Linked DNA regions of Mus musculus: region 1 is linked to region 2. A link is a loop called in an ENCODE intact Hi-C map of the cell type or tissue named here. Cell type or tissue: gastrocnemius. All regions are shown on one strand. Links, peaks and the distances in the headings refer to the core of each region. The heading gives the core; the rest is flanking DNA. Region 1 has its middle 72 kb from the start of Fam13c. Region 2 has its middle 16 kb from the start of Gm40689.

Region 1 (5,377 bases), core at 241-5,240, 450 kb before region 2:
AGAGAGAGAGAGAGAGAGAGAGAGAGAGAAGAGGTAGGTTTTGGTAGCAGCAGAGTTGGGGGGAGTAAGGGAGGACTGGGTGGGGAGAGGTTAGCAAAAATTAGCACTGCTAATGAGAGACCTCTGTTCAGAAGGATGCAAGGAAGGCTTCTCCATGCTTGAAATGTATAATAAGCCTGCTTGAAATAATTAGTAATTAGCAATAAGCTTATGGTTTCAAAAATAACAGGTTTTGAAGTACTTGGGTCAGGTCCAGTAATGCTTCGTTGATCTGATAACTCTGCTATCAAAATGCCAATGTGATGTTCTCCGGATAACAACAAAAACAGTGACCTTGAAAGGGAATATAATAATTGGTATGCCTTTGCATGGAAGTTATTAAGATATATCTAATTATTTATCAATGATAATATTACTGATATTGGTTCTTATTACCAAAATGTCTCTACCATGGGAACATCCAGCAAGCACCGGTTTATCCCTGAGGACCGGAGGCTTTTCTTTCTCCTCTCTGTGGGGAGTCAACTGACCAGTCACCCCAAAGTCACTTTTCCAAAGTCACCCCATTCCGAGAGATCTTCAGGTCAGGTTGCTTCGTGAGCATCAAATGAAATGGCTGTTGATCCTCAAAGGATGGAAATGGGCAGGAAAAAAGACTTTTCTACACAGGTCTACCAAATCCCTGAGCGAACTAAGAAGTCAAATGGTCCATTGGGTCTGTCCCTAGCAAAGCCATGATGATGTCATCTGACTCCTCCAGGACACACCAGGCCTTGATCAGTCATTGAGGAAGATAACAGTAGCTATTTGGGGGCAGGGAGGTGAAGACCTTGAGTTCATTCACCAGAAAGTAGAGAATCTGTAGAGCTAGGATCTTGCCTCCATTTCCCTACCGATATATAAAAATTATATTTGAGTGTGTGTGTGTGTGTGTGTGTGTGAGAGAGAGAGAGAGAGAGAGAGAGAGAGAGAGAGAGAATACTCCTGCGTACTCTTCTATGCCATGCCATGCACACGTGGGAATCAGAACACAACTTTTGGGAGTCAGTTCTCTCCTTCCCTGATGTAGGGCCTGGGAATTGAACTCAGATCATCATGCTTGGCAGCAAGTGCTATTAACCATGGAGGCATCTTGCTGGCTCATCTTCTGTTTAACTCAGCATAATGCAGCAGTGGCAGCGGCAAAATTAACAAGCACAACGAAGGTAAGAGTCCAGAAAATGTGTGCATGGATACCAAACTCTCTGGCCAGGAATGGGTGAGGGTAAGAGAAAAGTGGGCGTGGCAGACTAGATTTTTCTCTTTTTCTGCCTCGCCTCGCCTCGCCTCGCCTCGCCTCGCCTCGCCTCCCCTCGATCTTTCCTTTCCTTTGTTTTCTGCCAAGGCCATTGCTGGATCAAGGAAGAAAGCAGAACAGGTGAACAGGAGCAGCCATCTCCCCAGCAGACCCAAGAGAGCATCATACATAGTAAACGGAATCTCTCCACACTGGGATTCTATTGCAACAACTGGATGCTCCCCTACTGTGTAAGCTGTCTCAGACAAACCCCACAGAACAGATGGAACAACCCACCACTCCAAACATCTCTTCCTGGCTCTTTGCTGGAACCCCAGGGGGCAAGATATCCACAACCACTAGAAACAATGTCTTCCGACTCCTAAGCAGACACTGTGTCAGCCTCCAGCCTCCCACCGGCTGCAAAGAATAAAAATAAATGAACCAAAGACCAGACCATCTTGAAACTTTTAAAAGTTGATGCCTGCATTTGTTGGTACAATGAGAATGGACAGAACCTGGACTTTGCTGGAAGGGGCCTGGAGATTGGGGGGTGGAGGTTACATTGTCATTTCTGCACAGAATAGTTCTGCATTCTGTGTTCTGTGGCAGAAAGGCAGCAAGTGCTAGTTTTGGCCTTCTGTCCCAGGCAGTACTTTGGGAGATTCTAGTGTAAAGCTTTTATGCTTTTTCTCCAGGTTCTTTCAGTTACTGTAACTTCTGCTCCAAGGGGGTGAAATTAGAAGTAAATTCTTTCTGCCTTATGCTTTGGATTCCCCAGAGTCTGAGAAGGAGTCAGATTGTCATTAAGGCTCTGCATCTCCCCAGGGTGGCTGAGATGGCTCCCCCCCCCTCCCCCCGAAGGAATACCTTCTGGCTCTGTGGTGCAGGCTAGTGGCTGGCAGGTGCTGCCCAGCTAATGAGCATGCGCCCAGCCTGGGGACCATGTTCCCCAGCCCTGCGGGCTTTGCTGGTGCAGTGTGAGCTGACTTGTAGCTGCTGTTTTGAAGCAGCTAGGGACACTTTCCCGGGCTTTCAGCCTGGTTCCCAAAGCGAGTAGTTTTACCGCCCTAAAGCAAGATGGCGCCACAGGGCAACTGGAGTCTGACTCCTGAATGGCTGCCTGCCTGCTCTACACCAGCCCAGGACTGTAATAAACTCCTATTCTAATGTCCCCCAAAACCTTTGTAGTTTATTTCAGTGTAGACTAGTACCTTTTTGTCAACAGCATCCAAGTTTGTTTTATGGAACAAAATAGTAGACGCTTAGTCCAAACTTTGAGTAGATTTCCTTTCTGGTTTTTGTGTTTGGATTTATTTTCTGCTGGAGACTGAACAGCACACTCTCACTGAGCAAGCCTTCTGTATTCCCAGCTCCACTTTGATGTTCCTGTTTTTATTTTGAGACAAGGTCTCACTGAGCTCCTTAGGCTGGTTTTGAACTCACGATTCCCTGCCTCAGCCCCGTAGCTGAAGTTCCAAGCCTGATGCTGGAGTCTGAAAGCATTCATATCTACTGCAGAGGACTGGCTAAGAACTCTACAGCTTGCCCCACTGGGGTGCGCAAGTGACGCTGGAAACACAGGGCGGTGGGGTCTGCAGTTCCTTTAGAAGATGTCTATTTACTCGGGCAGCTCACAAACACAGTCCTTCCATGGAAGTCAGGGCCTTGCCCACACAGCCTGCTTTGCTAGGGAACATGGCTGCAAAGAGCTTCCTTCTCACCTGGGAAGGCTTGGAGTTCCTGGGAAGCCTTTGGTCTCAGGTGATGAGCCACCTCAGCCAGAAGTCCCTTCTAACCCCCCCCTCCCTCTTCCTTTTTTGTGTCCCCCACCCCCACCCCCTTTCCCATAACTCAGCTCTGTTCTCCAGTTTGGGATCTGGCCCAACTGTTGTGTTTTCTGCTTGCCGCACACCCCATTCGACAGGACCCAGTGACGTTATACACTGATGAGGCACAGGGCTAAGTCGACAGGTGGCAATCCACGCCTCTTCCAGGTGAATTTGGAATAAACACAACTTTTGAAGGGTACACTTGAAACCTTTCAGGTTAGTTTAATGCACGGCGGCATTTGTTTCTGTACTTTAAGCTGAATTGAAATCCTCTGGAAGCTTAAGCTGCGTTTTTCATCTTGCTTGCTACTGTGTTGGTTTTAGGGAACAGCGTCTTTTTTTTTTCTTTTTTCTTTTTTCTTTCTTTCTACATGCACACTTTCTCCCTTTGAGACTAAAAAGTTGGGGATATCAGAAAAAACAAAACCAACCAACCAACCAACTAATCCAAGCACGTTAATTTTCCAGTCCTCAAGGTGCTAACATTTCCTTTTACAATAAAAAAAGGATTTAAACTGGCTTGCAATTCACAGAAGAGCTGTGATAGCTACGCCTGTTTTACTTGATTGACAGCCTGCTTTAGAATTACTCTTTAGGAACCAGTATCGATGCTCTTATTAACTAAACCCCAGAGTTTATTTCTGTTCCTTAATCTTTTTTTTTAACATAGTGTTTTCTTCACACACCACCCCTGAATTTGAGACAAGGTCTTGCAATGCAGCATAGGTACCCCTCAAACCTGATATCCTCCTGCCTCAGCATCTCCTGCTGATTACAGGATTACAGGTGTGTACTGTCACCTTCTTGTTATCAGTGTGTTACCGTTTTGTTTTACAGTAGAAAAGAATGCAGTTTTAAACCAGCCTTTAACTTATTGCAAGCATGTTTAGCTACTAACAGTCTTTTCATATCCCAGTACCCTGTGATACCTGCAGCCATTGTGTCTTCCTTTGGCTGTGACAATGGTTTGTTGTTGTTGTTGTTGTTCTGGGAACCTAGATACTGTTGGCATTTAGTCTCCGCCCCACAGTTACCTGGCAATAGCCAGGTGTGCCTGACTCACTATAAAAGGGGCTGCTCACCCCTCCTCTCTCTTTTGCTCTCTTCTCCCCTTGCCCTTGCACCCTTACCCTCTATCCCCTCTCTCCCCATTCTCCTCCCCCTCTCTCCATGTGCTCATGGCTGGCCTTTACTTCTCTACTCCCCATCTCTCTCTGCCATTCTCAGTCTCTACTACCCCCTTAACTCCCCTTCCCACGCGTCAAATAAACTCCATTCTGTATTATGCTGTCCTGTGGCTGTTACCTCAGGGGGAACCTGCATGGACCTGCAGAAGCATCCCCTTCCCCCACACCATACCGCACCTCCATCAGACACATACCTGGCTTCTCTTATCTTTATATAAAATACAACAGACATGTACGAGGTCAAGCATTATGTAGAATGGTCCGTTACCACCTCGCTGACATTTGCTGGTGCCCTGTCTAGTTTACGGAAAGGAAGCTCAGGCAGGAGGCACCGTTTCGTCATAGCTCATCAAAATACCCACAGTCACCGGAAGTCATCAATGCTGACGTTAACTCTGGTCACCTGGCCGAGGCAGTCTTTGGTCTTTCTGCTACACAAGCCATTGGTCACCGGTTCCAGTCTATGACTTATACTCAAAGTAGGTTTAAAAACTAGCGAGGCTGTACAGGTGGGGGAGTGCAGCATCCACTATCTTAAACTTGTCTCCAGGCCGGGCGTGGTGGTGCACACCTTTAACCCCAGCACTCGGGAGGCAGAGGCAGGCGGATTTCTGAGTTCCAGGCTAGCCTGGTCTATAAAGTGAGTTCCAGGACAGCCAGGGCTATAACGAGAAACCCTGTCTCTAAAAACAACAACAACAAAAGATTTTCTCCAATTTCAGCAGACCTCTACCCATGAGGTATGAACCCCTGGGCTTGTTTGTTCTTTTATCCCTTGCATGAAACACAAATTCAAAAAGGGCTGGAGTCAGACAGTATCTCTTCCACTCAAGGTAAACTAGGGTCTGCTGGAGTCCCCGTCATGGAAGGGTTGGGTTTTGCTGTGGAAGGCACAGCGAATGTATTTCAAAGTGGTTGCTTCCATCTTTCCTCAGTGTGTATTGTTAGTGTGATTGTCTTGATATTCATTATGAAATGAGTGCGTTTCCTAAATGGCTGTTCCCTGATGTAATGGCATCTCTGGGATGGAAACCATCCCCCCCCCCCACACACACTTCACCCCATCCCTGATTCTCAGAGCA
Region 2 (5,377 bases), core at 132-5,131:
CTAGGCAGAAACTAGAAGGGGCGACTGCCTGGGATTCTGTGCACCATTACCCAAAATGGAAACTTCTGGTTTCTTCGGAAAGTTAGTCATGTCAAATGATGTTTTGCTAAAGCAGACACGTGAAAGGATATGTGATGTTTAGAAGGAATATAAATATGAGCCCACAGACAGTGGGACCTGGAGCATTGGTTCACTTTGCTTCTTCTTGTTATTCTTTGCTGACGACATGCATGTATTGGTTTACCTTACATTGTGTTGCTGAGCTTAGCTTGTGCTAACACCAGAGAGAAATTCACCAAAGAACTTCTCGGGAGGTTCTTGCAGCTTCTTGCCACTTCTGCTGACTTGGGCCAGTTGGTGGGCCTCACAGTTTCTTCTGGATGGACCTGCGGTTGCTGATTTGTGTGTGGTATCTGCAGAGTGCACCGGAGTGCAGCTGCTGGTTCAGGTGTGGTGTTTGCTAGTGGGCTGGACTGAGAACAGCAAAGACTGGAATCGCACCAAAGTACTATTTCTAAAGAGATCCACTTCCCCCATATCCTAATAACCTTTTTTTCCCCCACTACCTCTGGTGGGCTAGAGGGGAGGTTGAACCTTTATTAAAGTAAGTTGAGAAAAATAACACCTACAGTTACTTCTGGCCAGAGAATATATGCACAGCTGAGGGAATGCTGCAGGAACTGTAGAGGATGCTCATTGCTAGCTGGCTCCCTCTGTACCTTACATTCAGACCATTTCCCTGGGTAATGACGTCACCACCATCCATACTCAACTGGAACCTCCTTCATCCATGGCGACAAACAAGACAACTCTTCACAGAAATGCCCACAGATCCACCTTATAAAGACAATGACTCAATCAAGACCCTTATTTTTTCCTTTTCAGGCTGTGCTGAGTTGGCAGGCCATGGTGACTAGAGCAGACATAGGAATCAGAATCCTTCTTCCCCAAATGATAGAACTAGACTGCTCCTTCCAGAGAATAAGCCACAAAGCCTCAACTGCTCCTTCCTTTCTTCTTCCTCAGGCAAGAACGAGGGGATACTGTATGCGCAGGACTTGGTAGGCTCGCCCTTTGTCTCCACCACTACGTCTAGTCCTCTGTCCCATCATTTCTAGAGTTCTTCTTCTTCATGGAAGCTAAGCAAAGAAATAATTTTCACAGGGTACTTAGGTTTTCATGTCTAAAACACACAAAAGCTTTAAGATAATTTATTTTGTTTTTGTCTTATTAATTTCTTTCCTTGCAGGAGTTGGTTGTGGTTTTCTTGGTACATAAGAGAAGGTATCTCCTTTTAGGTCCACTAAGACTCATAGCTTTCCTAGTCGAAACTGGCCTGGGCCTAGACTGACTCTCTCTCTCTCTCTCTCTCTCTCTCTCTCTCTTCCTCCCTCCCCTCCCCTTTCTTTCTTCCTTCCTTTCTTTCTTTCTTTCTTTCTTTCTTTCTTTCTTTCTTTCTTTCTTTCTTTCTTTCTCCATCGTATTCTAGGTACTGGGCTCAATCCTCAGGCTACTGAGATGAAAAAAATATGTATCTGAAGACAGTGCCAGGACTCTGGGAAGTCATCCTGAAGTACAAGAAGAAGGTCTGAAGGAGTAGCTCTCGTGTGGCAAAAAAGCTCCTAAAATTCCCATGTAGCCTGGCTGCTGGCTGCCAGGGTGGCAGGTTAAGTTAACTGAATGCATGAAGATGAATGAGGACTTTCTTAGCAAATCTGAAATTAACTGGGAGAGAAAATGAGTACAACTGATCCAATAGTAAAAATGAGAGATGGGATTGGCTCAGCAGTTAAGAGCACTGGCTGCTCTTCCAGAGGTCCTGAGTTCAATTTCCAGCAACCACATGGTGGCTCACAAACATCTGTAATGGGGTCTGATGCTCTCTTATGGCATGCAGGTATACATGCAAATAGAACACTCATATACATTAAATAAATAAGTAAATAAATGAATATGAGAGAGAGAGAGAGAGAGAGAGAGAGAGAGAGAGAGAGATCAACAAATAGCTGTTGAATCCATCAATGGATGGCTGAGTGAGCAAAGAAACGCAAGGTCTGCCTCAGTGGATACTTTTTCTCTCAAAGCATTTTTAGAGGTAATGGATTGCTTCTGGGTGGAATCCCCACCCAGGTTAACAGAAACAAACAATCTTAGCTTTGAAGTTCAAGGACCCATTGTTTAAAGGTAACATTTTTTTTTAATTGTTTTTCTATAGCTACCTTGAAACGCTCATTAACCACTGGGGACTACAGTGTCACCACGTAGTATCCGTTTCAGACTCTAATGCGTGTCTGCCATCTACTGGCTGTATAGATAGAGCTGCAAAATCTTCATCTCCTTTTATCTGTATGTCCATTTTCTCTGGAATTTTCTAAGTTGTTGAAGCCAGGAGGGGCTTAGATTCCAACAGGCCCAACCGTTTCATTTTCCAGCCATTTCCCGTGGAGTGCAAATGATTGTAAAAGTTTGTGTTATTAACTGGTGTAGCGGGCTCTGTTTTGGGTCTCAGTAACTCTGGACGCCAACAGATGCACATCTGGAGAATTGTGTTGATGTCAATAGTTCCTAGGGGAACGGTGAGACTGAGCCTTGTTCCCAGTTACATGCCAGGAATCTCTTACTCCTCCATAAAGCTCCTTGTATCTCAGAAAGCAAATCTGTTATTTTGTCCAAGGATTTCCTGGATCAGAAAACAGCTGTAAAAAGATCCCAAGAGGAGACGAGACTTGGAATTCGCACCAAAAATTTCGGCAAAGTTGTGTGTGCTGTGTGCCATGTGCCATGAGCGCTCAAAGCATCAGCTCAAAACATAACAGCCGCTCCTATTCCAAAATGCTATGCTCGCACATGGAAAAACTGACAAACTGAATTTGAAAGAGGCAGGAGCCAGAACACTCACCGGAATAGCCAGGCCTAGGGAAAGCATTCCAGGAAGATCTCAGAAGCAAGCCTGGCAGAATTGACTCTGGGAACGTCAAGTTTTGCAACAGGCACATGTTTTAATTTTTTAAGCTACCTCTTGAGACTGGCCTTAGCCATAGTCATCCTTTTATTATGTGGGTTGCCTGGAAAATGCCATTTAACGTTCCTGAGAACACTGCAGAGTCAAATCAAACCAAACATCTCAATACCAGCTGACAAGAATCTTGGCCTGTGACTCTCAAAAGCAAAAATGCTTCAAAAATAAAGAAAGGGAGATGGAGCTGCCCATGGAACCTTCCAGAAACAATTCTCTGAACCAAGGGCTCTGAACCTATTGAAGAACTAATAAGGACAAACAAGACAGTCATTTGGATCTGGGACTTGGGAAAGAAGCAAGGCTTATCGCTGAGGCAATTGTTGTCCTGAGAGACCTGGTGCAGATAAATGCTATAGGGTCCTAAAAGGTTATAACAAGGGAAAGTTCTTCTCTGTGTGTGTTGGGTGGGTGGGTGAGATCAGATTCAAGAGATTTGAATATTCATGTGTGCTCTGCATCCCCACCCTCCATCCCCAGAGAGGTCACTGTTGAGCCTGAATCCCTGTGGGCTCTTTATCTTAGCCCAATGCCTGTGGTCATGAACAATGCTGTTTCTAGATATCAGAACTCTAGAAGACTGATTACTAGAGAGACTGAGACAGAGACAAAGACAGAGAGACAGGGACCTTTTACTCTGAATTTCAGTGTCTGCTTTAAATGAGAGCTCAGAGATCTGGATGAATCATTCATGACCAGAGGGAAATTTTTAAGATCTGGCTATCACAGGGGCTGGGAAAATGGCTCAGTGACTAGGAGCACTGGCTACTCTTCCAGAGGACCCGGGTTCAATTTCCAGCAACCAAATAGCAGCTCACAAATGTCTATAACTCCTGTCCCATGGATGAATGCAGGCAAAAACACCAATGCACATAAAAATAAATCTTTTAAAAAAAAAAGATTTGGCCATCATTACTATTCCTCTTTTCCTACTAGGGAAGAACTCAAGAGTTCTTGGAAATTCAGAACTATAAATGAACTTGGATGCCTTGGATAGACTGGAGACAGAGCTAAATGCAAGAGCCCATTCTGTCGCAAGAGGGACATAAAGCATTCAACCTTTCTACCCCTGCCCTCCTGTCTACATCAAGTCGGTTGGGAGGATCTGGTACCTGGTACCCCCCACAAGCCTTCTCATATTTCCACGTCTGCCAGCATACTGCAAGATATATTGACCCCAGGTCCATTTTTATCATTCCCTGGCTCACAGTGTTATCTTACTATCCATCCATCAGCATAAAACAGATCAAACTAAACACATAGAGTTTACTTAAGATGCCAAACTCCAAGAAGTTATTGACTCGTGTCCTCCATTCCAAGTCCTACAGGTGAAATGTATGTGGTGGTGGAATTGCCATGCTGGGGACAATGTAAATACTACACCTTTATAGATCCTTGAGTGCACCCCATGCCAGGGGGGAGTTAACCATCTTAGGGGAGGACTTGGAGATCCAAGGAACTAAGGATTCCCACCCAAGAGAAAGCATGGGGTGTTAGATGCTGTGAAAGGAAAGAGAACTGGAGGTGGAGAGGAAATAAGAGGAGAGGCAGCCTTGTAAGAAAGACAAAGAGAAGCTGTTCTCTGCTTGTCAAAAAAAAAAAGTGTGTATGTGTGTGTGTGTGTGTGTGTGTGTGTGTGTGTGTGTGTATGTGTGTGTGTGTGATATTGATTCAGAGACCATACATCAGTGCTCAGTCCTGATTTTTAAAAAAAAGAAAAAAGAAAAGCAACACAGGATTAAGGTAAATAGAAAAAAAAAAACACCCAAGAGACCGACATTCAAAAGTTATTTTTATTTTTGTATTTTTAACAAAGGAGTAATTGAAAATATTGAGAGAAAATTAAATTTGAAACTTAATCCATAAACTCCTGGATTTGGGGCTGAGTAGTGAGCAATGTTTCATAAGTGGCTCATGCCTTGGGCAAGCATCAATTTCCTTATTTATGGAATTATGGAGATTGGATACTTATTCTCCAACTGTGGGTTATATTTCCTTAGGAAACTGTTGCTTCAAGGGGAGAGATTACCCAGGAGATAAGCTGACACACAGGAATAGCTTTGAAAGAGGGCAGAGCAGTCCTGAGAAGCGCTGAACCTTCTCAATGACTTCTTCTATAAAACACAGAGTAAGTTGATGAAAGAGCAGAGTTGGGAGTCACTTATATTATATAATCAAGGGCAGCTGAAGGGAGAGGTAAGGCATACGGCATTTAAAAAGGGGGAGGGGGTGCTGGCAAGATGACTCAGCGGGTAAGAGCACCAACTGCTCTTTCGAAGGTCCTGAGTTCAAATCCCAGCAACCACATGGTGGCTTACAACCACCCTAATGAGATCTGATGCCCTCTTCTGGTGCATCTGA

What was found. Hi-C counts contacts between places; a loop is a spot of excess contacts. Peaks named below come from ENCODE experiments on the same cell type or tissue, not always from the same donor. Only the 100,000 strongest peaks of a DNase experiment are listed, where the experiment ranks them.
Region 1: a loop joins it to region 2, with 2.5 times the contacts of the local background. A loop is called at or near these places in 11 of 42 quality-filtered maps.

What each region holds. Positions count from the first base shown.
Region 1 is chr10:70,366,602-70,371,978 of GRCm38, forward strand. No RefSeq gene overlaps it. Among named protein-coding and RNA genes, the nearest start is that of Fam13c, 72 kb to the right of the region's middle. In gastrocnemius, for the core only: a CTCF peak has its summit at 2,350; a DNase peak (open chromatin) is centred at 2,345.
Region 2 is chr10:70,812,233-70,817,609 of GRCm38, forward strand. No RefSeq gene overlaps it. Among named protein-coding and RNA genes, the nearest start is that of Gm40689, 16 kb to the right of the region's middle. In gastrocnemius, for the core only: a CTCF peak has its summit at 2,313 (motif pointing left); a DNase peak (open chromatin) is centred at 2,372; H3K4me3 peaks cover 373 bases; H3K27ac peaks cover 2,632 bases.